Linked DNA regions of Homo sapiens: all the other regions are linked to region 3. The links are chromatin contacts, found by Hi-C in ENCODE. All regions are on one chromosome and are shown on one strand. Each heading gives the region's core, a stretch centred on a gene start or an enhancer-like site at or near the end of the contact. The rest is flanking DNA. Distances are from core to core; before and after follow the strand shown.

Region 1 (6,520 bases), core at 2,492-4,991, 1.6 Mb after region 3:
TGAGAGAAGAGTGATGTGAAAATGATCAGGAATTCACTTTTTCTTATGAGGTCCTGGTCACAGTGATACTTAGAAAACACTTAAGAACTTAGGCCTGTGGTGTTTTCTCCATCTGCTTCCAGGTCATTTCTTCCTCATTTCTCTCAGAACTTTGGTGTTAACAGCCTGTTTCCCTTCTTTAGGGGATGACTTTGATTTCACAGATGTTTCTTCATGGTGAACGAAACAGTGAGTAACTCTTTAAAGTCTCCTCTGTTGCCGAATTGCTTATAGTTTGTTTGTGTTTTTGGAGTGCTGTAGGAAGAGCAGTGATGAAGGTTTGAGGCTTCTAGATGCTTCCATATTAGTTGCCTGGGGCTCAGGCAGGGGCACACATGTGGACCCCTGGGGGGACATGACAGTTGAGCTAACAGCTGAGGAATGAGGATGACTTATATCCCAAGGAGTGGGTCAAAGGGTGTTTTGTGTAGCAAGTGTGGCATGTGCAAAGGGCCTGTGGTCAGTGGAACTGAGGGTGCCTGTGGGGCTCAGTGAGGGGGAAAAGAGGAAGTCAGGCATGGCATGGGATGGAGGGGAACAGAGTGAGGCTACAGTCAGTGCCCAGTCTTGAAAATGTCCCTTCGAGTGTCCCTAGGGGCCATCCTTGTTTTCAGTGCTTATTACCCCTGCTCCCCTCTGCTTGCTCCCAGAGAGCTGTCTCCTGCCTCCCAGCTCTGCGTCTCAGATCCTGGCTCTGATCCCACGCTGCTGTTGCTTACACTCATGTACCCATTGCTAATGTCATCATTCCCTTCGGCAGCTAAGTGCAAAGTTAATTTCCCATTTGAAAAGCAGTCTGTACTAATAACAATCAACTGGGAGACCCAAAAGAGTGCAGTTAAAGAGAAAAAAAAAAATCAAACTTTCCCTCAAAAGAAACCAGTGATACCATTTGGGTCCACCTCCCTGAGGTTTGAAAGCCTCTCCGTTAGTGTTAGTTGCTTTTAGGCCTCTTCTTGCTGCATTAGCAAGGTGTATCTTTCTCTTTATATGCAGACAGTGCCCTCTTCTGGTGGGAGGCTCTCAGTGTCTGTCTACAAATCCATGACCCAAGAGGTAGAGGGGTCCCAACGGTCCCACTTAACTTCTGCCAAAGTGGTGCCCTTGGGAATCCCCAACTTCCTGTGCCCACCTGTTCTAGCTACTTGGTTCACTTTGACCCAGCTCTTCAGGGGTGATACCCTCCCTCATCAGGCTCCCAGATCCCATCAGGTGTTGAAACCCCATGTGATAGGTGAAATACTGGTCCCCAGAGATGCCCACATCCTAACCCCTTGATCATGTAAATGTGTGACCTTATGCAACACATGGGACTTTGCAAATGGGATTACATTAAGGATCTTGACATGGGACGATTATTTAGGATGAGCTGTGTAATTACAGTGGAATCACAGGTTCCTTAGAGAGGCCTGCATCAGAGGATGAAGGAGTTGTTCACATGTGGAAAGAGACAGAAATAAAAGTGGAGAGGACCATTGAAAAAAAAAGTCATTGAAAGACTTTGGCACCCAGGTTGCCATGGCTGCCCCCAGCCCTTCAAATTCTCCTAAAGCCCCAAATGATCTTTCCCTGGAAGATGCACCAGCCCATTGGATAGCTTAGATGCAGCTGTTGGAGGGTGGATCTAGCCTGTGAGGACCCAGTAACCTGGACCCAATACATGACAACAAGGATTGAATGAGTGGTCGTTTACTGCTGAGTAATTGCTGGTTTTCCTGGCTACCTGGGCCCTGGGTCACATGGATGAGAGGGCTGGAAAAAATGATTATCAGCACAGAGTCCCAGAATCTCTGTGACTTCTGGTCACAGATATTTTGAGTGTATGTATAGAAAAAAGCAGTTGTTCCTACACATTCAGTGTCAGAAGTGAAGGATGAGAGGGGAGAGGGGTGTGCATGTCAAAGGAAAAAACAGCTTTTCCCCCCTGTACGTGAGGTCACAGCAAATTTGCAAGATTCAGTGCATGGTGAGAGAAGCAGGCAGCCGCTGACATCCAGGGGCTGGCCTGGCTCCCGCTACCTGGCTTGGGGTTTCCTGTTGGACCTAAGAAATGTCACAGACAGGACATTTTTAAAGTCAATAAGAAATGTCAGACAAGAGCACTGTGATGAAGTCAAGAGACCGTGGGTTGTGCTTTGGCTGGTTCTTGATTTATTTCTGCTCAAGGCAATCAGTATGCCAAGGTGGCATATTTCAGAGTGTCACGTAATGATCTACATTCTTATTCAGGGTGGGGTGTCCTGTACCCCATCAACTGGAAGGTTGTAGCACTTCCTGCTTTCTAGACATGGTAAATGAACTCCCTGGGTCACTGGGAAAGTTGTAGCACTTCCTGCTTCCTGGAGATGGTAAATAAACTTTCTGTGTCACATGGGAGGTTGTAGCACTTCCTGCTGCCCAGAGATGGTCAATGAACTTCCTGAGTCACTGGGAAGGTTGTAGTACTTCCTGCTTCCTGGAGATGGTAAATAAACGTCCTGGGTCACTGAGGAGGTTGTAGCACTTCCTGCTTTCCTAGAGATGGTCAGTGAACATCCTGGGTCACTGGGGAGGTTGTAGCACTTCCTGCTTCCTAGAGATGGTCAATGAACTTCCTGGAGATGTTAAATAAACTTCCTGGGTCACTAGCGAAGTTTGTAGCACTTCCTGTTTCCTGGGGATGGTAAGAGAACTTCCTGGGTCACTGGGGAGGTTGTAGCACTTCCTGCTTCCTAGACATGATAAATGAACTTCCTGGGTCATTGGAAGGTTGCAGCACTTTCTAGTTTAGAGGGACATTATAACACTTCCTGGTTTATCTGGAGATTGTAATGCTTTCTGATTCATAGGGACATTGTAAAACTTTCTGGCTCACATTGTTACATTTCCTGGTTCAAATGGATAATAGTAGCACTTCCTGGTTCACAGGGACATTGTGACACTTCCTGGTTCTTATGGGTAATTGTAGCATTTCCTGGTTCACAGGGACATTGCAACGCTTTTTGGTTCATACACATAATTGTTAGCACTTCCTGATTCCCAGGGACATTGCAACACTTCCTGGTTCATAGGGATAATTGTAGCACTTCCTGTTTCATAGGGACATTGTAATACTTTCTGGTTCATACGAATAACTCTAGTACTTCCTGGTTCATATAGATAATAGTAGCAATTCCTGGTTCACATGGACATTGCAACACTTCCTGTTTCACAGAGACATTGCAACACTTCCTGGTTCATTCTGATAATTGTATAACTTCCTGGTTTGCAGGGACATTGTAACACTTTCTGGTTCATATGGATAATAGCACTTCCTGGTTCATAGGGACATAGTAACATTTCCGGGTTCATACATACGGATAATTGTAGCACTTCCTGGTTCATACGGATAATTGTAGCACTTCCTGGTTTGCAGGGACATTGCAATACTTCCTGGTTCATATGGATAATTGTAGCACTTCTTAGTTTTTAGGATCATTGTGACACTTCCTGGTTCATAGTGACACTGCCACACTTTCTGGTTCATATGGATAATTGTAGAACTTCCTGGTTCATAAAGACATTTGGAACCGTCTGGTTCATAGGGATAATTGTAGCACTTCCTGGTTCATAGGGACATTGCCACACTTCCTGGTTCATCTGGATAATTGTAGCACTTCCTGGTTCATAGGGAAATTGTGACACTTTCTGGTTCATAGTGACATTGCCACACTTCCTGGTCCATGTGGATAATAGTAGCACTTCCTGGTTCGTAGGGACCTTACCACACTTCCTGGTTCATCCAGATAATTGTAGCACTTCCTGGTTCATAGGGATATTGCCACACTTTCTGGTTCATATGGATAATTGTAGCACTTCCTGGTTCATATGGATAATAGTAGCACTTCCTGGTTCACAGGTACATTACAACACTTCCTGGTTCATTCAGATAATTGTAAAACTTCCTAGTTTGCAGGGACATTGTAACACTTTCTGGTTCATATGGATAATTGTAGCACTTCCTGGTTCATAGGGAAATTGTGACACTTTCTGGTTTATAGTGACATTGCCACACTTCCCGGTCCGTGTGGATAATAGCACTTCCTGGTTCGTAGGGACATTGCCACACTTCCTGGTTCATCCAGATAATTGTAGCACTTCCTGGTTCATCGGTAAATTGTGACACTTTCTGGTTCATAGTGATATTGCCACACTTCCTGGTTCATAGTGACATTGCCACACTTCCTGGTCCATGTGGATAATAGTAGCACTTCCTGGTTCATAGGGACATTGCCACACTTCCTGGTTCATCCAGATAATTGTAGCACTTCCTGGTTCATAGGGATAGTGCCACACTTCCTGGTTCATAAGGATAATAGTAGCACTTCCTGGTTCACAGGTACATTACAACACTTCCTGGTTCATTCAGATAATTGTAGAACTTCCTAGTTTGCAGGGACATTGTAACACTTTCTGGTTCATATGGATAATTGTAGCACTTCCTGGTTCATAGGGAAATTGTGACACTTTCTGGTTCATAGTGACATTGCCACACTTCCTGGTCCGTGTGGATAATAGCACTTCCTGGTTCATAGGGACATTGCCACACTTCCTGGTTCATCCAGATAATTGTAGCACTTCCTGGTTCATAGGGATATTGCCACACTTTCTGGGTCATATGGATAATTGTAGCACTTCCTGGTTCATATGGAAAATAGCACTTCCTGGTTCACAGGGACATTACAACACTTCCTGGTTCATTCAGATAATTGTAGAACTTCCTAATTTGCAGGGACATTGTAACACTTTCTGGTTCATGTGGAGAATTGTAGCACTTCCTGGTTCATAGGGAAATTGTGACACTTTCTGGTTCATAGTGACATTGCCACACTTCCCGGTCCATGTGGATAATAGTAGCACTTCCTGGTTCATAGGGACATTGCCACACTTCCTGGTTCATCCAGATAATTGTAGCACTTCCTGGTTCATAGGGATATTGCCACGCTTTCTGGTTCATATCGATAATTGTAGCACTTCCTGGTTCATATGGATAATAGTAGCACTTCCTGGTTCACAGGTACATTACAACACTTCCTGGTTCATTCAGATAATTGTAGAACTTCCTAGTTTGCAGGGACATTGTAACACTTTCTGGTTCATATGGATAATTGTAGCACTTCCTGGTTCATAGGGAAATTTTGACACTTTCTGGTTCATAGTGACATTGCCACACTTCCCGGTCCGTGTGGATAATAGTAGCACTTCCTGGTTCATAGGGACATTGCCACACTTCCTGGTTCATCCAGATAATTGTAGCACTTCCTGGTTCATAGGGATATTGCCACACTTTCTGGTTCATATGGATAATTGTAGCACTTCCTGGTTCACAGGGACATTACACACTTCCTGGTTCATTCAAATAATTGTAGAACTTCCTAGTTTGCAGGGACATTGTAACACTTTCTGGTTCATATGGAGAATTGTAGCACTTCCTGGTTCATAGGGACATTGTAACACTTCCTGGTTCATAGGGACATTGTAACATTTCCAGGTTCATATGGATAATTGTAGCACTTCTTAGTTTTTAGGATCATTGTGACACTTCCTGGTTCATCTGGATTATTGTAGCACTTCCCGGTTTATAGGGAAATTGTGACACTTTCTGGTTCATAGTGACATTGCCACACTTCCTGATTGATATGGATAATAGCACTTCCTGGTTCATAGGGACATTGCCACACTTGCTGGTTCATCCAGATAATTGTAGCACTTCCTGGTTCATATGGATAATAGCACTTCCTGGTTCACAGGGACATTGTAACACTTCCTCTTTCATTCCGATAATTGTAGAACTTCCTAATTTGCAGGGACATTGTAACACTTTCTGGTTCATACGGATAATTGTAGCACTTCCTGGTTCATAGGGACATTGTAACATTTCCAGGTTCATACAGATAATTGTAGCACTTCCTGGTTCATAGGGACATTGTGACACTTCCTGGTTCATATGGATAATTGTAGCACTTCCTGGTTTGCAGGGACATTGCAATACTTCCTGGTTCATAGGGATAATTGTAGCACTTCTTAGTTTGAGGGACATTGTGACACTTCCTGGTTCATAGTGACACTGCAACACTTTTTGGTTCATATGGAAAATTGTAGTATTTCCTGGTTCATAACGACATTTGGAACCGTCTAGTTCATAGGGATAATTGTAGCACTTCCTGGTTCGTAGGGACATTGCCACACTTCCTGGTTCATCTGGATAATTGTAGCACTTCCTGGTTCATAAGGATAGTTGCAACACTCCCTGGGTCATCACCCCCATCCTGCCATCTGCTCCAGCCCTATGCAGCCACTCAGAAATCTACTTCCTATCCCATGGATTTGCCTATCAGGGGCATTTCAAACGGCCTCCCATGTGGTTTTGTGCCTGGCTTCTTTCACTCAGCATAATATTTTCGAGGTCCATCGATTTTGTACCATGCATCAGAATTTCATTCCTTTTGATGGCAGAATGACA
Region 2 (5,883 bases), core at 735-3,234, 1.3 Mb after region 3:
GCTATTCTGCCTTGTAGAGATGCATTGAATCTGTCACAGGGTGAATACATCTCCAAATGCATTTGAAAACTCCTACGGGATGCTACAGAAACACGTGAGGGAAGAGTGGGTGTGGACATACTCTCCATCTGTTACACTCAGAGTACTCCAACTACAGGAGTGAGATGCCTCAAGACAGGCCAAGGCAGAAACAAGCATCACTATGAACCCCAGAATAGATATGTTTTTTGGCCAGACACGGTGGTACACGCCTGTAATCCCAGCACTTTAAGAGGCCCAGGTGAGAAGACTGCTGGAGGCCAGGAGTTTAAGACCAGCCTGAGCAACAGAGGAAGATCCCATCTCTACAAAATATTTAAAATATATACATAGCTGGGAATGATGATGCGTACCTACAGCCCCAGCTACTTTAGACACTGTGGTGGGAAGATCACTCGAGCCCGGGAGGCTGAAGCTGTCGTGAGCCACAGTCACACCACTGCACTCCAGCCTGGGTGACAGAGTGAGATCCGGTCTCGAAAAAATCATCATTATCGTCACAGTAATGAGAGGAATTTTAGGTGATAGGTGGTTACTAATTTCAAAAATAGGGGCTTCCGGTTTCTCCTCTAATGATACAGGGGTTAAGAAGAAATGACTTAAGCAGATAGTAAAAATTAGCTGGGTGTGGTGGTGCACACCTGTCATCCCAGCTACTTGGGAGGCTGAGATGTGAGGATCACCTGAGCCTCGGAAGTTGAAGTTGCAGTGAGCCATGATCACACCACTGCACTCCAGCCTGGGTAACAGATGGAGACCCTGTCTGGAAAAAAAAAAAAAAAAAGATTTTGCACAAAGTTTTACGATGACTCTGCTTTGTAATTAAAAGTAATTTCTGCTTTGTTGGTGATTTCTCACACATTTATCTGGTAGACCAGATACCTGCATGTGATAGGGTAAGAAGGACCCATTTCCCTCCAAGGAGAACAGCATTGCAAGGGGGTTGAGGACGCATGCATGTGGAATCCAAACATTGAATGCACTGAGACGGCGCTGCATGAAGCCTGTCTGTGAGTTTATGATGAAGCTGCACAGAGCTCCGTAGGCGGCTCTCACTCCTCTCTCTCAGCCTTTGGCTTCAGTTTAATTGCATACACACCCTTCAGAGCTGCTCGGGGCCCCCACTTCTTCAGCCTTCTGGCATTTTTCTAAGAAACACTAAACCTCTTTCCAACGTTGCCCTTGGATTTTGTGTGCACGTCTTCCAGCCCTTGAGCTGCTTGACCTGTGCTTGCAAGGGTTCCATAACACTGGATAGGACAGAAGCTCCGCCCAGCCCCAGGTGAAAGCTCTGTGCTCTTCAGGGACCATGTCCTATTCACACTGTCTCCCTCACATCTAATACAGTCATGATACTCGGCAATATAGTACTCCACCCAACAGGCAACTCAGAGTCTGCCAGTGATACAGGAGTTAAGAAGAAATCACTTAGGCAGACAGTAAGGGTATGGGAGTCCTCGGCAAGGCTTTTTTCTTTTCTTTTTTTTTTTTTTTTTGAGATGGAGTCCCGCTCTGTCGCCCAGGCTGGAGTGTAGTGGCGTGATGTTCGCTCATTGCAACCTCCGCCTCCCGGGTTCAAGCAATTCGCCTGCCTCAGCCTCCTAAGTAGCTGGCATTATAGGTACGCACCACCAAGCCCGGCTAATTTTTGTTTTGTTTTTTTTTTTTTTAGTAGAGACGCGGTTTCACTGGTCAGGCTCGTCTCGAACCCCTGACCTAATGATCCACCCGCCTCAGCCTCCAAAAGTGCTGGGATGACAGGTGTGAGCCACTGCGCCCGGCAGCTTTTCTCTTTAACGAAAAGCAGCCCCAAGTCATTTTCTAACAATGAACAGCCTGTCAAGTCGAGCTGCAGACATACACAAGCCAGCTGGGAGCTTGTACGGGTGAATGTCGGGAGGACCTAGGGACTAGACACGTTCAAGATGGCGGCTCCATCTTCCCGGGAGGAACTAACGACTAGACACGTTCAAGATGGCGGCTCCATCTTCCGGGCAGGAACTAGGGACTAGACACGTTCAAGATGGCGGCTCCATCTTCCCGGCAGGAACTAGGGACTAGACACGTTCAAGATGGCGGTTCCATCTTCCCGGCAGGAACTAGGGACTAGACACATTCAAAACGGCGGCTCCATCTTCCCAGCAGGAACTAGAGACTAGACACGTTCAAGACAGTGGCTCCATCTTCCCTCCTCTTTGTCAGCCACATGTAAAGTAAGAAAAACAGGACCGAGAGCCCCGACCAACTACAAAGCCCATTTGCATAACCGATTAGGGTGGGCAACCAGCCTTTCCTGTGGGCTATGTAAATGTCATGCTTGATGGAACCAATCTCTCGGAGAGCCCCGACCAACTACAAAGCCCATTTGCATAAACGATTAGGGTGGGCAACCAGCCTTTCCTGTGGGCTATGTAAATGCCATGCTTGATGGAACCAATCTCTGAGCTCTATGTAAATGAGACACCGCCTCCTCAAACTGGACTATAAAATCCATCACATTTGGTGCCAGCTGGTCCTTTCCGCTCGGAGACCCCTTTCTCTATAGAGAAAACCATTTCTCTTTCTCTTCTCCTGATTAAACTTCCACTCCTAAACTCCTCGTGTGTGTCTTTGTCCTAAATTTTCCTGATGCCCAATGACGAACCCCAGGGTATATACCCCAGACAACGTAGCCACTTCACTAACATGTAGAGAGCTTGCGCATTTTAATTCCTATCCTCACAATAGGCAAAGAGCAGAACATACTGAAAATCAGCAACTCTGCGATCCATCAGAAAATAGAGATCACAAGACGAAATGCTGCCTGAAGACTGGACAGACAGGTGGCAAGTGGAATTGTGCTTGTCTAGGAGTTCCTGCTGGAGCCAGCACCTGATGGACACATTTGCAGGGTAATTATTAAACAGCTGCAGGCTGACAGTGGACAAGCCTAAGTAAGTTAAAAACTCCTGGCCAGGCATGGTGGCTCGCACCTGTAATCCCAGCACTTTGGGAGGCCAAGGCGGGCAGATCACCTGAGGTCAGGAGTTCGAGACCAGCCTGGCCAACATAGTGAAACCCCGTCTCTACTAAAAATACAAAAATTAGCCGGGCGTGGTGGCAGGCACCTGTAATCCCAGCTACTCGGGAGGCTGAGGCAGGAGAATTGCTTGACCCTGGGAGGTGGAGGTTGTAGTGAGCCCAGATCGCACCACTGCACTCCAGCCTGAGTGACAGAGCGAGACTCTGTCTCAAAAAACAACAACAACAGAAAAACTTCTGGGGGCCCATCTTAGAGGGGACCTTGTACTTTCACAAATTTTACCTCCGGGAGCTCCACCAGGTTCCCAGGGTGAAGATCAAAGAAATATCCAGTTGTGTGTTATTGGGGGAAAGTAACCACTTTGCAATATTCCTAGGGAGACAGTAGCATTTTGAAGTATGCCCAAAGCAATCCGTGTCCTCTCTGCCCTCAAAGGAAATTACTTTAGCGCAGTCAAAGTGAACTGGGGGAAGGGAAATCTTCTATTTCAGTTTTTCTTTTTTTTTTTTTTCTTTCCAGGCAGATTTTCACTCTTGTTGCCCAAGCTGGAGTATAATGGCGCAATCTCGGCTCACTGAAACCTCCACCTCCAGGGTTCAAGCGATTCTCCTGCCTCAGCCTCCTGAGTAGCTGGGATGACAGGTGCCTGCCACCATGCCCGGCTAATTTTTCGTATTTTTAGTAGAGATGGGGTTTCGCCATGTTGGCCAGGCTGGTCTCGCACTCCTGACCTCAGGTGATCCACCCGCCTCAGCCTCCCAAGGTGCTGGGATTACAGGCGTGAGCCACCGTGCCCGACCAGATTTCAGTTTCTATTAGCTTTCAACAACACTTTTCGTGCATGAGTGACGCTGGCGGCCATGTACTCAGCCATTCCATCAAGGTTCCAAGCAGCAAAGCTGCAAAATGGATCTGACTCCTTCAGTGAAGAAGAGTCTCCCTGAATGCATTGGAAACACTCATGAGATGCTACTGAAGCAAGTAAGGGAAGCCTGACTGTGGACATGCTCTCTGTCTCTTAGGCTCACAGTACTCCAACCACAGAAACGAGATGCCTCAAGGGAGGCAGAGGCAGAAAGAAGCCATCACTATAAACCCAAGAATAAAGCCAGCAGAGCTACAGTGATGGCCTGTGTGCTGCAGGTGAGCATCACCTTGTTGTAAGGCCACAGGCTTTCCTGGCCACCCTGCTCAGTTGGCCTCGTGGTGGGAGTCACTAGACTCAAGATAGACCCAGCCAGACCATCTGGTTAGAGCTACCCAAGGAAAAGCCATTGTCAGCACAAAGTCACTGGAGTCTTAGAATGCACAGCTGTGATGGGCTGATTCCTTCTCCCAAATCCCTATGTTAAAGCCCTAACGCCCAGGACCTCAGAATGTCACCATATTTGGAGATAGTCTTTAAAGAGGTGATTAAGGTAAAACAAAGTCACCAGGGAGGCCCCTAATCCGAGAAGACTGGGATGCTTATAAGAAGAGGAGATGAGGCCGGGTGTGGTGGCTCACGCCTGTAATCCCAGTACTTTGGGAGGCTGAGGTGGGTGGATCACGAGGTCAGGTGATCGAGACCATCCTGGCTAACACGGTGAAACTCCATCTCTACTAAAAATAGAAAAAATTAGCTAGGCATGGTGGCACGCACCTGTAGTTCCAGCTACTTGGGAGGCTGAGGCAGGAAAATCGCTTGAACCTGGGAGGTGGAGCTTGCAGTGAGCCGAGATCCCGCCACTGCACTCCAGCCTGGGCGACAGAGCGAGACTCCGTCTCAAAAAAAAAAAGAGGAGGAGATGAGGACACAGACACACAGAGTGACGACCCTGCGAGGACACAGTGAGAAGATGGCATCTACAAGCCTACAAGAGAGGCCTCAGGAGGAACCAGCCCTGCCTACACCTTGATCTTGGACTTACAGCCTCCAGGATTGTGGGAGAATAAACGTCTGTTGTTTACAAGCCACCCAGTCTATGGTATTCTGTGATAGCAGCCTGAAATGGACTAAGACACCTCATAAGAAAAGGAGATGAGGACACAGACACACACATTGGGACAACCCTGTGAGGACACAGGGAGAAGATGGCGTCTCCAAGCCCAGGAGAGAGGCCTCAGGAGGAACCAGCCCTGCCCATACCTGGATCTCAGACTTCCAGCCTCCAGGACTGTGAGAGAATCAATGTCTGTTGTTTATAAGTCACCCAGTCTATGGTATTCTGTGATAGCAGCCTGAGATGGACTAAGACACCTCATAAGAGGAGATGAGGACACAGACACACACAGAGGGGCGACCCTATGAGGACACAGGGAGAAGACGGTGTCTACAAGCCCAGCAGAGAGGCCTCAGGAAGAACCAGCCCTGCCCACACTTTGATCTCACAGACTTCCAGCCTTCAGAACTGTGGGAAAATAAAAGTCTGCTGTTTAAGCGGCCCAGCCTGTAGTATTTTGTCATGGCAGCCCTAGGTGACTAATACAACAGGTGTTTCATCCTGTTCCTTTCCTCAGGTGGTGTTGCAGAGTACCCCAGCATCTTTAGGTGGTGGTAGAAGAGACTCCAGCATCTGCCATAACCCCCGGAAGAGTGTTCTGTATGTTACACTGTGGGGAGGTTTTCCTCAAAGCATTAGAGTGATCTGAACAATGGGAATCTTTGCACAGAGGAGGATGAGTTCTACTCGGGGATGGTACCTACTAAGAGAGACATGTTGTCTTCTCTTCAATTGCCCTTTAATGAAGAAATAAAAATTATTTAATTATTCGGTGAAGAAATAAAAAGAGTATTGCATTCTTTCAACAGAGATTCTGCACTTGTACTCCCAGGTATTTAT
Region 3 (6,092 bases), core at 3,561-6,060:
TGTGCACTGCTACACCCAGCTAATTTTTGTCATTTTTGTAGAACCGTAGATTTGCAATGTTGCCCAGGCTGGTCTTGAAGTCCTGAGCTCAAGCCATCCTCCCACCTGAGCCTCCCAAGTAGCCAAGACCACAGGTGTGACAATCATTCCCAGCTAGCTATTTTCGTTTTTATTGTTTCTTTGTTTTGAGATGGAGTCTCACTCTGTCACCCAGGCTGGAGTGCAGTGGTGCGATCTCGGCTCACTGCAAGCTCCGCCTCCCAGGTTCACGCCATTCTCCTGTCTCTGCCTCCTGAGTAGCTGGGACTACAGGCGCCCGCCACCAGGCCCAGCTAATTTTTTGTATTTTTAATAGAGACGGGGTTTCACCGTGTTAGCCAGGATGGTCTTGATCTCTTGACCTCGTGATCCACCCGCCTTGGCTTCCCAAAGTGCTGGGATTGCAAGCATGAGCCACCGTGCCCAGTGAGGAAATCTAATTTCTGTTTTTTTTTTTTTTTTTGAGACAGAGTCTCACTCTGTCACCCAGGCTGGAGTGCAGTGGTGCGATCTCGGCTCACTGCAACCTCCATCTCCCAGGTTCAAGCGATTCTCGTACCTCAGCCTCCCGAGTAGCTGGGACTACAGGAGTGTGCCGCCACGCCTGGCTAATTTTTGTATTTTTAGTAGAGATGGGGTTTCACAATATTGGCGAGGCTGGTATTGAACTCCTGACCTCGTGAACCGCCCGCCTCGGCCTCCCAAAGTGCTGGGATTACAGGCGTGAGGAAATCTAATTCTAAGACAGGGCTGTGATTGGAGACTGGTCTAGCGACTGCATGGGGCTTAGGTCTCGAGTGAGTGGCTTGTATTGTGTCAACATTCTCCTCCCACAGAAAGGGGATGTGGATGCTTTGAAAGGGTACGTTTGAGTTTTTGCTCTTGAGAAAGTGTTCTATTCTCTATCCTCTGCAAATCTACCTAGGGAAGACACACCACTACCTCTAGCAGTAGAGACCAAAGACCTTCATGTATACAGCAAGTCCCATACCCACCGCTGCCTTAGGAAGGCAGAAGCTCCCCCAACAAGGAGACTTCTCGTACAAGGAAAGATGGACCTGTTACCGGACAGTGGTCTCAATCCGGATCCCAAGAGAGGGTTCCTGGATCCGGTGCGAGAAAGAATTCAGGGCGGGTCCACAGTGCAAAGCAAAAGTAAGTTAATCACAAAAGTAAAGTGGCAAAAATACAGCTACCCCATAGCAAACAGGTTTGCTGAAAAGGTAGCCAAAGATAGTGAGGGAACTGATGAATTCACTGTGGCTAAATCCAGCTAAGGAGGACTCAGCTTCTACATCTAGGTATCAACAACCATCTGATTGATCCGACAGGCCCAGTTTCCACAGCATTTAAGATTATTAAGAAGGCCGGGCGTGGTGGCTCACGCCTGTCATCCCAGCACTTTGGGAGGCTGAGGCGGGCGGATCACGAGGTCAGGAGATCGAGACCATCCTGGCTAACACGGTGAAACCCCGTCTCTACTAAAAATACAAAAAATTAGCTGGGCATGGTGGTACACGCCTGTAGTCCCAGCTACTTGAGAAGCTGAGGTGGGAGGATCACTAGAACCCAGGAGTTCAAGGCTGCTGTGAGCCATGATTGTGCCAATGCACTCCAGCCTGGGCAACAGAGTGAGACCCTACCTCAAAATAAGTACATAAATAAGAGAATAAGAAAACAATTACATTAACAATAACACCAAAAAGAATAAAACACTTAGAAATTAATCGTGAAAGTAGATTTGTACACCAAAAACTAAAACATTAAAAAACAAAAACAGGCTGGGCGCGGTGGCTCACGCCTGTCATCCCAGCACTTTGGGAGGCCGAGGCGGGCGGATCACGAGGTCAGGAGATCGAGACCATCCTGGCTAACACAGTGAAACCCCGTGTCTACTAAAAATACAAAAAATTAGCCGGGCATGGTGGTGGGTGCCTGTAGTCCCAGCTACTCGGGAGGCTGAGGCAGGAGAATGGTATGAACCCGGGAGGCGGAGGTTGCAGTGAGCCAAGATGGCGCCACTGCACTCCAGCCTGGGCGAAAAAGCGAGACTCCATCTCAAAAAAAAAAAAAAGATTATTAAGAAAGCAAAGTGCTGAAAGTACTGAAGGGATGGGTTGCTGTGGAACGAGAGACTTGGAAAAGAAAAAGACACAGAGACAAAGTATAGAGAAAGAAAAATGGGCCCAGAGGAACCAGCGTTCAGCATACGGAGGACCGGCGCCGGCACCGGCCTCTGAGTTCCCTTAGTATTTATTGATCATTATCTGGCGTTTCTTGGAGAGGGGGATGTGGCAGGATAATAGGATAATAGTGGAGAGAAGGTCAGCAGGAAAACTTGTGAACAAATATCTCTGCATCATAAACAAGGTAAAGAAAAAAGTGCTGTGCTTTTGATGCACATATACATAAACATCTCAGTGCCTTAAAGAGCAGTATTGTTGCCAGCATGTCCCACCTCCAGCCCTAAGGCGGTTTTCCCCTATCTCAGTAGATGGAATGTACAATCGGGCTTTACACCGAGACATTCTATTGCCCAGGGATGAGCAGGAGACAGATGCCTTCCTCTTACCTCAACTGCAAAGAGGACTTCCTCTTTTACTAATCCTCCTCAGCACAGACAGAATAAGGGGTTCCCAAAAGTAAGAGGAGGAACGCGTCCTCCCTAGGTACAATATTCATTTATATATATGATTTAAAAAAAGATCATGGGCAAGCCGGGCGTCGTGGCTCACGCCTGTCATCCCAGCACTTTGGGAGGCCGAGGCAGGTGGATCACCTGAGGTGGGGAGTTCGAGACCAGCTTGACCAACATGGAGAAACCCCGTCTCTACTAAAAATACACAAATTAGCCAGGCACGGTGGTGCATGCCTGTAATCCCAGCTATTTAGGAGGCTGAGGCAGGAGAATCGCTTGAACCCAGGAGGCGGAGGTTGCAGTGAGCTGAGATCACACCATTGCACTCCAACGTGGGCGACAGAGCAAGACTCTGTCTCAAAAAAAAAAAAAAAGAGAGAGAGAGAGATCATGGGGAGATGTGCTCGTCTATAAGGATTTGTGATAAAGGATTAGTTTTCTTAATTACTATATATATATGTATATATAAATTTTTTTGAGACAGTGTCTCAATCTGTTGCTCAGGCTGGAGTGCAGTGGCACGATCTCAGCTCACTGCAACCTCCAACTCCCAGGTTTAACTGATCCTCCCACCTCAGCCTCCTGAGTAGCTGGGATTACAGGCACACACCACCACACCCGGTTAATTTTTGTATTTTTAGTACAGACAGGGTTTCACCATGTTGGCCAGGCCTGTCTTGAACTCCTGACCACCGATATCTGCCCACCTTGGCCTCCCAGAGTGCTGGGATTACCAGCATGAGCCACCGCGCCCAGCCCTGCACCTCCCTTTTAATTCATATAAGGGTGGGCTTGCAATATACTTCCAGGCCAAAGTTTGAGCTCAAAACTTGCATTTTCAGACATTACTTTGAAGCGTTTGAATAACAACAAATGCTTGGCAGCTGCAATACCATTATTTACTCTACCTTTATTTCATTATTAATGTGCTGTTCTCAGTATATTAACATGAAGCGTTGGCTGCGGTCAGAGATGGAGATTTTATTATTTATATGTAACAAATGTATTCATTAATAATTGAATTACACAGACAGCACACAAATAAATATAGCAAATTATTAATTTATAACACACTGGGGGGGATTTATAAAATTCCAGTAAATACAGTCTTTAATCAACTATAGACTTTTTTAAAAAAACACTTTATATTAGGATTCACATCTTGTTTATCTTCCTTTGTTGTATATTTCTGTATTTGCGTATTAGCAGATATAAGCTACATTTAAAGATAGTATACATATATCTCTTTTTCTTTTGTAGAGATAAAGTCTCACTATGTTGCCCAGGCTGGTCTCAAATTCCTGGTCTCAAGTGATCCTCCTGCCTTGGCCTCTCAAAGTGCTGGGATTATAGGCATGAGCCACCATACCAGGCTAGTATACATATTTTGTTAAAATAATACAGATAATATAATATAGTATAATACAATATGTAGGAGATATAGCTCAGAAAACAGGTTTACTGAAATGGTAGACAAAGATAGTGAGTAAATTAATGAATTCACTGTGGCTAAATCCACTAAGTAGGACTCAGCTTGTATATCTAGGTATCATCAACCATTTGATTGATTTGAAATGCCCAGTTTCCAAGTCTAACCATTGTTGAGGATGTATAAATTATACTGAACTTGAAGTTGACAGAGTGCAAATTATTTTGCATGCATTTTACAGCAAGGACCGAGCCTCAATTTTTTTTTTTTTTTTTTTGGCATCGTGAGAATTGAAATAAAGACATTTATATAGGAGTTAAGAAGAAATCACTTAGGCAGATGGTAAGGCTATGGAAGTCCTTAGTAAGGCTTTTCTCTTTAATGAAAACCAGCCCCAAATCATTTTCTAACAAAGAGCAGTCTGTAAAATTGAGCTGCATCGAGCTGCAGACATAGACAAGCCAGCTGGGAGCTTGCACGGGTGAATGCCGGCAAAACGTAGGGACTAGACACGTTCAAGATGGCGGCTCCATCTTCCCGGCAGGAACTACGGACTAGACACCTTCAAGATGGCGTCTTCATCTTCCCGGCAGGAACTAGGGACTAGACACGTTCAAGATGGCGGCTCCATCTTCCCGGCAGGAACTACGGACTAGACACCTTCAAGATGGCGGCTCCATCTTCCCGGCAGGAACTAGAGACTAGACACGTTCAAGATGGCGGCTCCATCTTCCCTCCTCTTTGTCAACCGCATGTACAGTAAGAAAAGCAGACAAGATGGCGCCGATCAACTGGAAATCCCATTTGCTTAAGATTAGGGTGGGGCGACCAGCCTTCCCCACGCACTCTATGGATGTCATGCCGGATGGAACCAATCTTTGAGCCCTACGTAAATGAAACACCGCCTTCACCAGCCTGCCTATAAAGTCTGCAGAGGTCAGGTGCCTCCCACCTTTTTGGCTCTCTTTCTCTCTCTCTCTCTCTCCTTCCCTCCCTCCCCTTCCCTCCCCTTCCCTCCCTCTCCCTCACTCTCCCCCACTCCCTCTCCCCCTCCCCCTTTCTCTCTCTCTCTCTCTCTCTCTCTCTCTCTCTCACAAGGAGCTGCTCTCCTCCTTTCTTCTGTTGAGACGTGTGTGTGTCTGTCTTTCTGTCTCTTTCTCTCTCTCTCTCTCGCAAGGAGCTGCTCTCCTCCTTTCTTCTGTTGAGACGTGTGTGTGTCTGTCTTTCTGTCTCTGTCCCTCTGTCTCTTTCTCTCTCTCTCTCTCTCTCTCTCTCTCTCTCTCGCAAGGAGCTGCTCTCCTCCTTTCTTCTGTTGAGACGTGTGTGTGTCTGTCTTTCTGTCTCTGTCCCTCTGTCTCTTTCTCTCTCTCTCTCTCTCTCTCTCTCGCAAGGAGCTGCTCTCCTCCTTTCTTCTGTTAGGACCTGCGTGTGTGTCTGTGTTTCTGTCTGTCTCTGTCCCTCTGTCTCTCTCTCTCTCTGTCTCTGTGTCTCTCAGTCTGTCTCTCTCTCCCTCTCTCTCTGTCCATCTCTCTCTCTCTGTCTCTCTCTCTGTCCCTCTGTCTCTGTCTCTCTGTCTCTCACAACGAGCTGCTCTCCTCTCTCCTTTCTTCTGTTTGGACGAGTGTGTGTGCCTGTGTCTGTCTGTCTGTCTGTCTCACTGTCTCTCTCTGTCCCTCTGTCTCTCTCTATATCTGTCTGTCTGTCTCTTCCTCTCTGTCTGTCTCTCTCTCTGTCTCTGTCTCTGTCTCTCTCTCAAGGAGCTGCTCTCCTCTCTTTTTTTCTCTTCAGACTTGTCTGTGTGTGTGTGTCTGTCTGTCTGTCTCTCTGTCTCTCTCTGTCCCTCTGTCTCTCTCTGTCCCTCTGTCTCTGTCTCTTTCTCTATCGCAAGGAGCTGCTCTCCTCTCTTCTGTTTGGACCTCTCTGCTTGTGTGTGTCTGTGTGTGTGTGTGTGTCTGCCTCTCTCTCTCTCTCTCTCTCGCAAGGAGC
Region 4 (6,061 bases), core at 414-2,913, 1.6 Mb after region 3:
CTTCATTTGATCGTCTGTGCAGCAGACATGGTGTGTGATGCTCTGACACCTCTTAAGTGCTTTGGTTGCCCACAAGAACCTCACGGGAGGTCTCTAAGTTGGGCTCAGACCTTGGTAATGAAAACCAGAAATAAAAGTGATTTAAAGAAAGCTGATAGAAACCTAACTTTAGCAAATGGTAAGATAAAAATGTACTCCTTTGTCCTGTAAAAGAAGTTGGGAATGTGAGTCGGGCTGGCACAGCCGTCCTGCTGTATCATCAGCCACCCTGATACCTTTGCTCAACGTGTTCTGCCATGCTTAGAATACAACTTCTGGCCGGGTGCGGTGGCTCATGCCTGTAATCCCAGCACTTTGGGAGGCCGAGGTGGGCGGATCATGAGGTCAGGAGTTCGAGACCAGCCTGGCCAACAAGGTGAAACCCTGTCTTTACTAAAAATACAAAAAGTAGCCTGGCATGGTGGTGCATGCCTGTAATCCCAGGTACTGGGGAGGCTGAGGCAGGAGAATCACTTGAACCCGGGAGGCGGAGGTTGCAGTGAGCCAAGATTGTGCCACTGCACTCCAGCCTGGGCCACAGAGCAAGACTCCATCTCAAAACAAACAAATAAACAAACAAACAACACACAGACAACTTCTATCCTGTAGGAGACTTCCTGCTTCGAACTGGCTGCTGGGACTCCAGCCATCACGTCATTATCCCAGGCAGGTTCAGGATGAAGCAAAGACCAAAAAAAAAAAAAAAAGAAAGAAAAAAGAAAAATGATTCTGCCTCCAGGAGTGGAGTGCATAGTTAGACTGCTGCATTCCTCAAACCCCTGAGGTGGGCCCCAGGGTGCGGGGCCAGCCCCTCTGGCCTTGCCTGTGTCTGATCCAGGGGCACAGGTGGCCTGGGGAGAGACGGAGTCACCCGCAGGCCTGAGACAGCACAAGACCAGTGTTACCGAAGGGCCCCTGACGCAGCCTGCTGGGGTGAGTCGCCAAGGACCAGGACTCAGCCAGGCGACCCAGATAGGGGTCTTACCCCCAACCCCAAACCACGACCACAAGTCCTCACTCCCAACCCTGTCTCTGAGCTTGCGGCAGAACGTCCTTGGTCCCGCGCAGAGCGGGTATCCGCAGTGTGTCTCAAAGCCCCCCACCCCCGCCATCTTTCACCACTGAGCGCCCCCAGCTCGGACGCTCCAGAAAGGACCAGGGGCCGTGGCTGCCTGTCAAGGCCTACGCCTTTCTAAGCAGGGAGGGGATTGCACTTTGCACCCCTTGGGGATCGCCCTGAGCGCCCCGTGAGCAGCTGGAAGGGGGCCCCATAGTTTTCCGAGCAGAGGAGCAGGAAGAGTTTCATTTCCTCCCCGTTGGGGCTGCCTGGGGGGGGTGCCTGTTAGGAACAGAGAGGGGACAGCAAGGGCGGGCGCGGAGAGGCCCACACCTCTCCAAGAAGGGCAGCGGTTTCTCTTGGCTCCAGGTAGGGGCCGCCCTGGGGCGTGCATTTAAGGGGCTGTAGAGAGGGAGGGACCCGCACTTTCCCGAGAATGTTGGGGGTTTCACTTTGCTCTAGTTGGCGGCATCCTGGCGACGGGCTTGTGGGCGGGGGGCACTCACAGTTTCCTGAGAAGGGAAGGAGGGCGTCCCGTGGTCCCCTCGGCGCGGCCCGAGCCACCTCCGCCCGCCCCCTCCTCTGTCCCCTCCCCGGGCCCGGCGTTCCCTCCCCTTCCGTGCGCCAGTGGAGGCCGGGGTGGGGCGGGGCGGGGCAGGCGCAGCCTGGGCTGAGTTTGCAGGGCTGCTCCCCTCACCCAACCCCTTCGAGTCCTCCGCGGGCTCCGCCCCACCCGGCCCGTGGGGGAGGTTCCGTCCCGCCGCCTTCGCCCGCGCGCTGCACTCGCGGACGATCTCTGCTCGCCTTGGGCGCGCCGTGGCGCGCGGGGCCGTGCTGGCGCTGCGGCTCCTCGGCCTGCTCCGCCGTCTGGTGGCCGCCCCGGTGAGCGAGCGGCGGGATCCGGGTGGGAGGACGCGGGGGGTGGCGCGGGCTGGGCCTGGGGATCCGCCTGGGGATGTGGGGTGCAGGGGCGGGGCGCCCCGCGGGGACACCCGGCCCCTCTTCCGTGCCCGGCGGGACGCGCTGTGCCCACGGGGACCCAGGTCCGGAGGAGGCGCCCACTTTCTCCCCAGCGCTCTTCCTGGGGCCAGGTGGGAGCCGTTTCAGAGGAAAAAGCCAGCGTTTCTTTCGTAAACCAAAAAGTATCTGGGACAAGTCCCAATCCTTTTGAGTTGATTCGGCGAAGATCAGGAAGGAGCCCGGGAGACGGGTCTATGCCTTTCTCCAAAGATACTATTGAGAGCTTCGGTATTTAAAGGGGGAAAGCACGCTGGAGGGGAAAGAAGGAGGAAGGCTCATTTTACCGAATTCACCTGTTGCAAAAGAAAAGCAGCAGGTAGAATAGTCAATTATGTATTTGTCTTGCGCTCACTAAATTGGCACTTTACTAAGATAAGGTCAACAGAGAGTTATTGCACTGTCTGCTTGGGAACAGAAGGAAAGACAGCTTCCTGCCTGACTCAGCTTCCAGCTTTATTATTATTATTATTAATTATTTTGGCAGAGTGAACTGGGGTTCCAAGTTTTAATTTTCCTTCTACAGTTTGCAGAATCGCAAACTCTTAAATTTAGGGGAACCTGGGGAAGAGGTGGCATCCGATTCCCCCCCAACCCTGGTGACGTTCTTATGGATCTTATGGATACTGCAGTCTCTCTTCTCTTTCTGTCTCTCCTCTCTTCTCTTTCCTTTCTCTCTCTCCTCTTCTCTCCCTCTTCCTCTCTCTCTCCTCTCCTCTCTCTCTCTTCTCTCCTGTTCCCTCTCTCTCTTCTCTCTCTTCTTTCTCTCGCTTTTCTCTCTCCTCACTCTCCTCTCTCCCTCTCTCTCCCCTCTTTCCTCTTTCTCTCGCCTCTCTCTCACCTCTCTCCTCTCTCCCCTTTTCTCTCTCTCCCCCTCTTCTCTCTCTCCCCCTCTTCTTTCTCTCCTTTTCTCTCTCGTCTCTCTCTCCTCTCCTCTCTCCTCTCTCTCTCCTCTCCTCTCTCTCCTCTTTTCTCTCTCCCATCTCTCTCTCTCCTGTCTCCTTCTCTCTTGTCTCTCGCCTTTCTCCTCTCTCTATCTCCTCACTCTCTCCTTCTCTCTCCTCTCTCTCTTGTCTCTCTCCCGCCTCTCTCATCTATCTCCTCTCTCTCTCCCCCCTCTCCTCCCTCTCCTCTTTCTCTCCTCTATCTCCTCTCTCCCCCTCTTTCTCTCTCCTCTCTCTCTCTTACTCCCTCTTTTTCTGTCTCATGCTCATCTTTTACTGTTTTCACCTGAGGGAAGAGTGATGAGAAGATAGGAATTCACGTTTTCTGAAGTATTTAGAAACGTGGGGCCGTGGTGTTTTCTCCACCTGTTTTTGGGTCATTCCTTCCTCATTTCTCAGAACATTGGTATTAACAGCTCATTTCCCTCCTTTAAGGGCTGACTTTGACTTAGCGATGCCTTTCCTGATGGAGGAAACAGTGAGTAACTTTTTAAAGTCTCCTCTGTTGCTGACTTTGCTGATTGTCATTGAATTATTATCATTTTCAAGACATCTCTTTTGCGTGATAAATGGATTGAGTTTGGACAGTGGGAACATAGGAAGTATATGTGTTGTTTATTTTTGTTGTTGGATTTTTGATATATTTTTTTTTTGTTACCAGCATGCTGGTTTTTTTGTTTTTTTTGTTTTTTTTTTTTTTTGAAGTGTAGGTTCAGAGTCTCACTCTGTGGCCCAGGCTGGAGTGCGGTGGCGCGATCTCGGCTCACCGCAACCTCCGCCTCCTGGGCTTAAGCGATTCTTGTGCCTCAGCCTCCTGAGCATCTGGAATTACAGGCACCCACTACCACGCCCGGCTAATTTTTGTCTTTTTAGTAGGGGCTGGGTTTTGCCATGTGGAGCAGGCTGGTCTCTAACTCCTAAACTCAAGCTATGCACTCACCTTGGCCTCCCAAAGTGCTGGGATTATAGGTGCAAGCCATCACGCCCAGCCAGTATGCTGGCTTTTATTTTAAAATGGTTAGTCTTTGGAACAACGTAAGGCAAATGTGACTCCCTTGGCCAGGTCAGGCCTCGTGGGCATAGATCTGCGCAGTCACACAGGGACCTGTGCACACAAGGGTGCCATGCTGCTTTATTGCTGTGTTGCTGCCATCTTCAGATTCTTCATACAGTTGGAACAATGGGTCGCACATTTTCATTTTCACAGGCCCTCCCAAATTCTGGAGGTGGTCTGCACACCTGGTTTAGTTTTCTTTGAAAATACTTGAAGTTAAATCCTGTACCTGGAAGACAACAGAAGGGAATTGGCAGGAGGCTACGTGTATGGGTATCCCCACCATGACAAAAACAAGGGCCAGTTTTTACCTGTTTAGTGAACAGTCTCTGTGCAAATTGATATTTCAGTTTCTTTTCTCATCGCTATGGAAATTGATTTTTCATTTTCTGGTCGCTGTGGAAATTGATTTTTCATTTTCTTTTCTGGTCGCTATCAAAATTGATTTTTCATTTTCTGGTCGCTATGGAAATTGATTTTTCATTTTCTTGACTACTAGGTACTGATGATTGCAACTCTCATGTTTTACAAACAGGTGACCCAGCACCACCTAATGCCCCCAAACCAAAGCCAGATCCAAACCCCAACCGACCTGGTTTCACTGGTAAGAGCCTCTAACCCTACGGGTGGTCTCTATATTGTTTATTGTAACTTTATTTTATACTTATTCATAAGAATATTAATTCACATTTTCTCATGTTTTCTCATTTCTATCATATGACATTTACTGACAAATACTATTCTATCTAAATATATAATAAAATACATTAATTCCTTTAATCCCTAATGTTGAAAACATTGTGTCTTCTGACATTTTAGAATTATGAATTACAAAGCCAATTTGAGTCAACTTTGTCTACTCTTTTTCATTCCTTTGAAGAGATTTCTGGCATTCAAATTGTCTAGATCAATGCTCATGAGTACTTTTATAGCTTTTAACCTGGTTGGTTGTTTGCCCCAGAATTGCACCAATTTGATTTGATACCAGGGTGTCTGCAAATGTCCCTGTCTTCGAACCTTTTCCAGTAGCAATTATCACCTACAAAACCTTTGTCAAATAGTGTAATTATTATATCAAACCGGTCTTAGTTTTACATCTCTCATTCTGAAATGTAAAAAGCATAATGCATCCCAATGGGCCACGGAGACTTCTTCTTTTGTGTATTGGATGCTTTGGCTTTGATCCTTCAATTCATGGTGCCCGCCACCAGGCCCAGCTCATTTTTGTATTGTTAGTAGAGATGGGGTTTCACCATGTTGGCCAGGCTGGTCTGGAACTCCTGACCTCAGATGTTCTGCCTGCCTCAGCCTCCCTACCTACTGATGTATGAGCCTTCTTCAGTGATTTATCAATATTAAAGATTACCAGCCACTTATTATGAAAATGGTTTTGCACTTTATTTTTGCCTTTGAATATTTTTAACAGGAATGTTTTACAAGTGGTATGTTTATTTTTTTATGGTGTCTTATGTTTGTGTGGATATCCTGCTTTTTGTAACTTTTTTTCCTTTTAAATTGAGAATCATTTTGCTATTGTCCCTTCTCTTCAGAGAAGTAAAACCTTCTTTTTAATTTCATTTGAATTGTTTATCACCATAGGTTGATTGAAGGAATGGTAACACGTTTTCAATGTTGAGTTTTTTCTTTTATTTTCTTTCCTTTTTTTATTTTGGAGACAGAGTCTCTCTCTGTCGCCCGGGCTGGAGTGCAGTGGCGTGATCTTGGCTCAGTGCAACCTCCACTTCCTGGGTTCAAGCAATTCTCGTGCCTCAGCCTCCCAATTAGCTAGGATTACAAACATGCACCACCATGCCCGGCAAATTCTTGTATTTTCAGTAGAGACGGGGTTTTGCCATGTTAGCCAGGCTGATCTTGAACCCCTGACCTCAGGTGATCCGCCCATCTCAGCCTCTCAAAGTGCTGGGATTACAGGTGTGAGCCACCATGCCG

Evidence for each region. Hi-C counts contacts between places; a loop is a spot of excess contacts on that map. Pooled maps may share reads with other maps.
Region 1: a map of CD4-positive, alpha-beta T cell shows a loop between it and region 3 (13-fold over the local background). The contact joins two enhancer-like sites. A Hi-C loop is called at or near these places in 2 of 168 maps with a recorded cell type or tissue (CD4-positive, alpha-beta T cell and ovary), 1 of 37 single-sample maps with no recorded cell type and 8 of 50 pooled maps.
Region 2: a map of ascending aorta shows a loop between it and region 3 (15-fold over the local background). The contact joins two enhancer-like sites. A Hi-C loop is called at or near these places in 11 of 168 maps with a recorded cell type or tissue (aorta, ascending aorta, esophagus muscularis mucosa and 7 more) and 20 of 50 pooled maps.
Region 4: a loop to region 3 is called in a map of vagina, with 6 times the contacts of the local background. The contact joins the promoter of LINC03112 here to the enhancer-like site in region 3. A Hi-C loop is called at or near these places in 2 of 168 maps with a recorded cell type or tissue (gastrocnemius medialis and vagina) and 7 of 50 pooled maps.

What each region holds. Positions count from the first base shown.
Region 1 is chrX:2,626,415-2,632,934 of GRCh38, forward strand. It overlaps the pseudogene CD99P1. Among named protein-coding and RNA genes, the nearest start is that of LINC00102, 14 kb to the left of the region's middle. Within about 2 kb of position 3,742, at least 11 of the 41 ENCODE cell types and tissues checked have a DNase peak (open chromatin) inside an H3K27ac peak, as active enhancers do.
Region 2 is chrX:2,323,252-2,329,134 of GRCh38, forward strand. All of the region lies in intron 3 of DHRSX (dehydrogenase/reductase X-linked), which reads right to left. All of the region lies in intron 1 of LOC124905239 (a long non-coding RNA gene), which reads left to right. Among named protein-coding and RNA genes, the nearest start is that of DHRSX, 170 kb to the right of the region's middle. Within about 2 kb of position 1,985, at least 14 of the 41 ENCODE cell types and tissues checked have a DNase peak (open chromatin) inside an H3K27ac peak, as active enhancers do; they include ascending aorta, where a contact is called at or near this core.
Region 3 is chrX:985,386-991,477 of GRCh38, forward strand. No RefSeq gene overlaps it. Among named protein-coding and RNA genes, the nearest start is that of CRLF2, 220 kb to the right of the region's middle. Within about 2 kb of position 4,811, at least 11 of the 41 ENCODE cell types and tissues checked have a DNase peak (open chromatin) inside an H3K27ac peak, as active enhancers do; they include ascending aorta, where a contact is called at or near this core.
Region 4 is chrX:2,607,504-2,613,564 of GRCh38, forward strand. It overlaps LINC03112 (long intergenic non-protein coding RNA 3112), which reads right to left and starts at 1,664. Exons shown (of 2, transcript XR_001755779.3): 1 at 1,603-1,664. MIR6089 (microRNA 6089) reads left to right here and starts at 1,688; the gene lies at 1,688-1,751. It overlaps LINC00102 (long intergenic non-protein coding RNA 102), which reads right to left. Exons shown (of 2, transcript NR_037842.1): 2 at 5,488-6,061. It also overlaps the pseudogene CD99P1. RefSeq lists an enhancer at 1,035-1,559.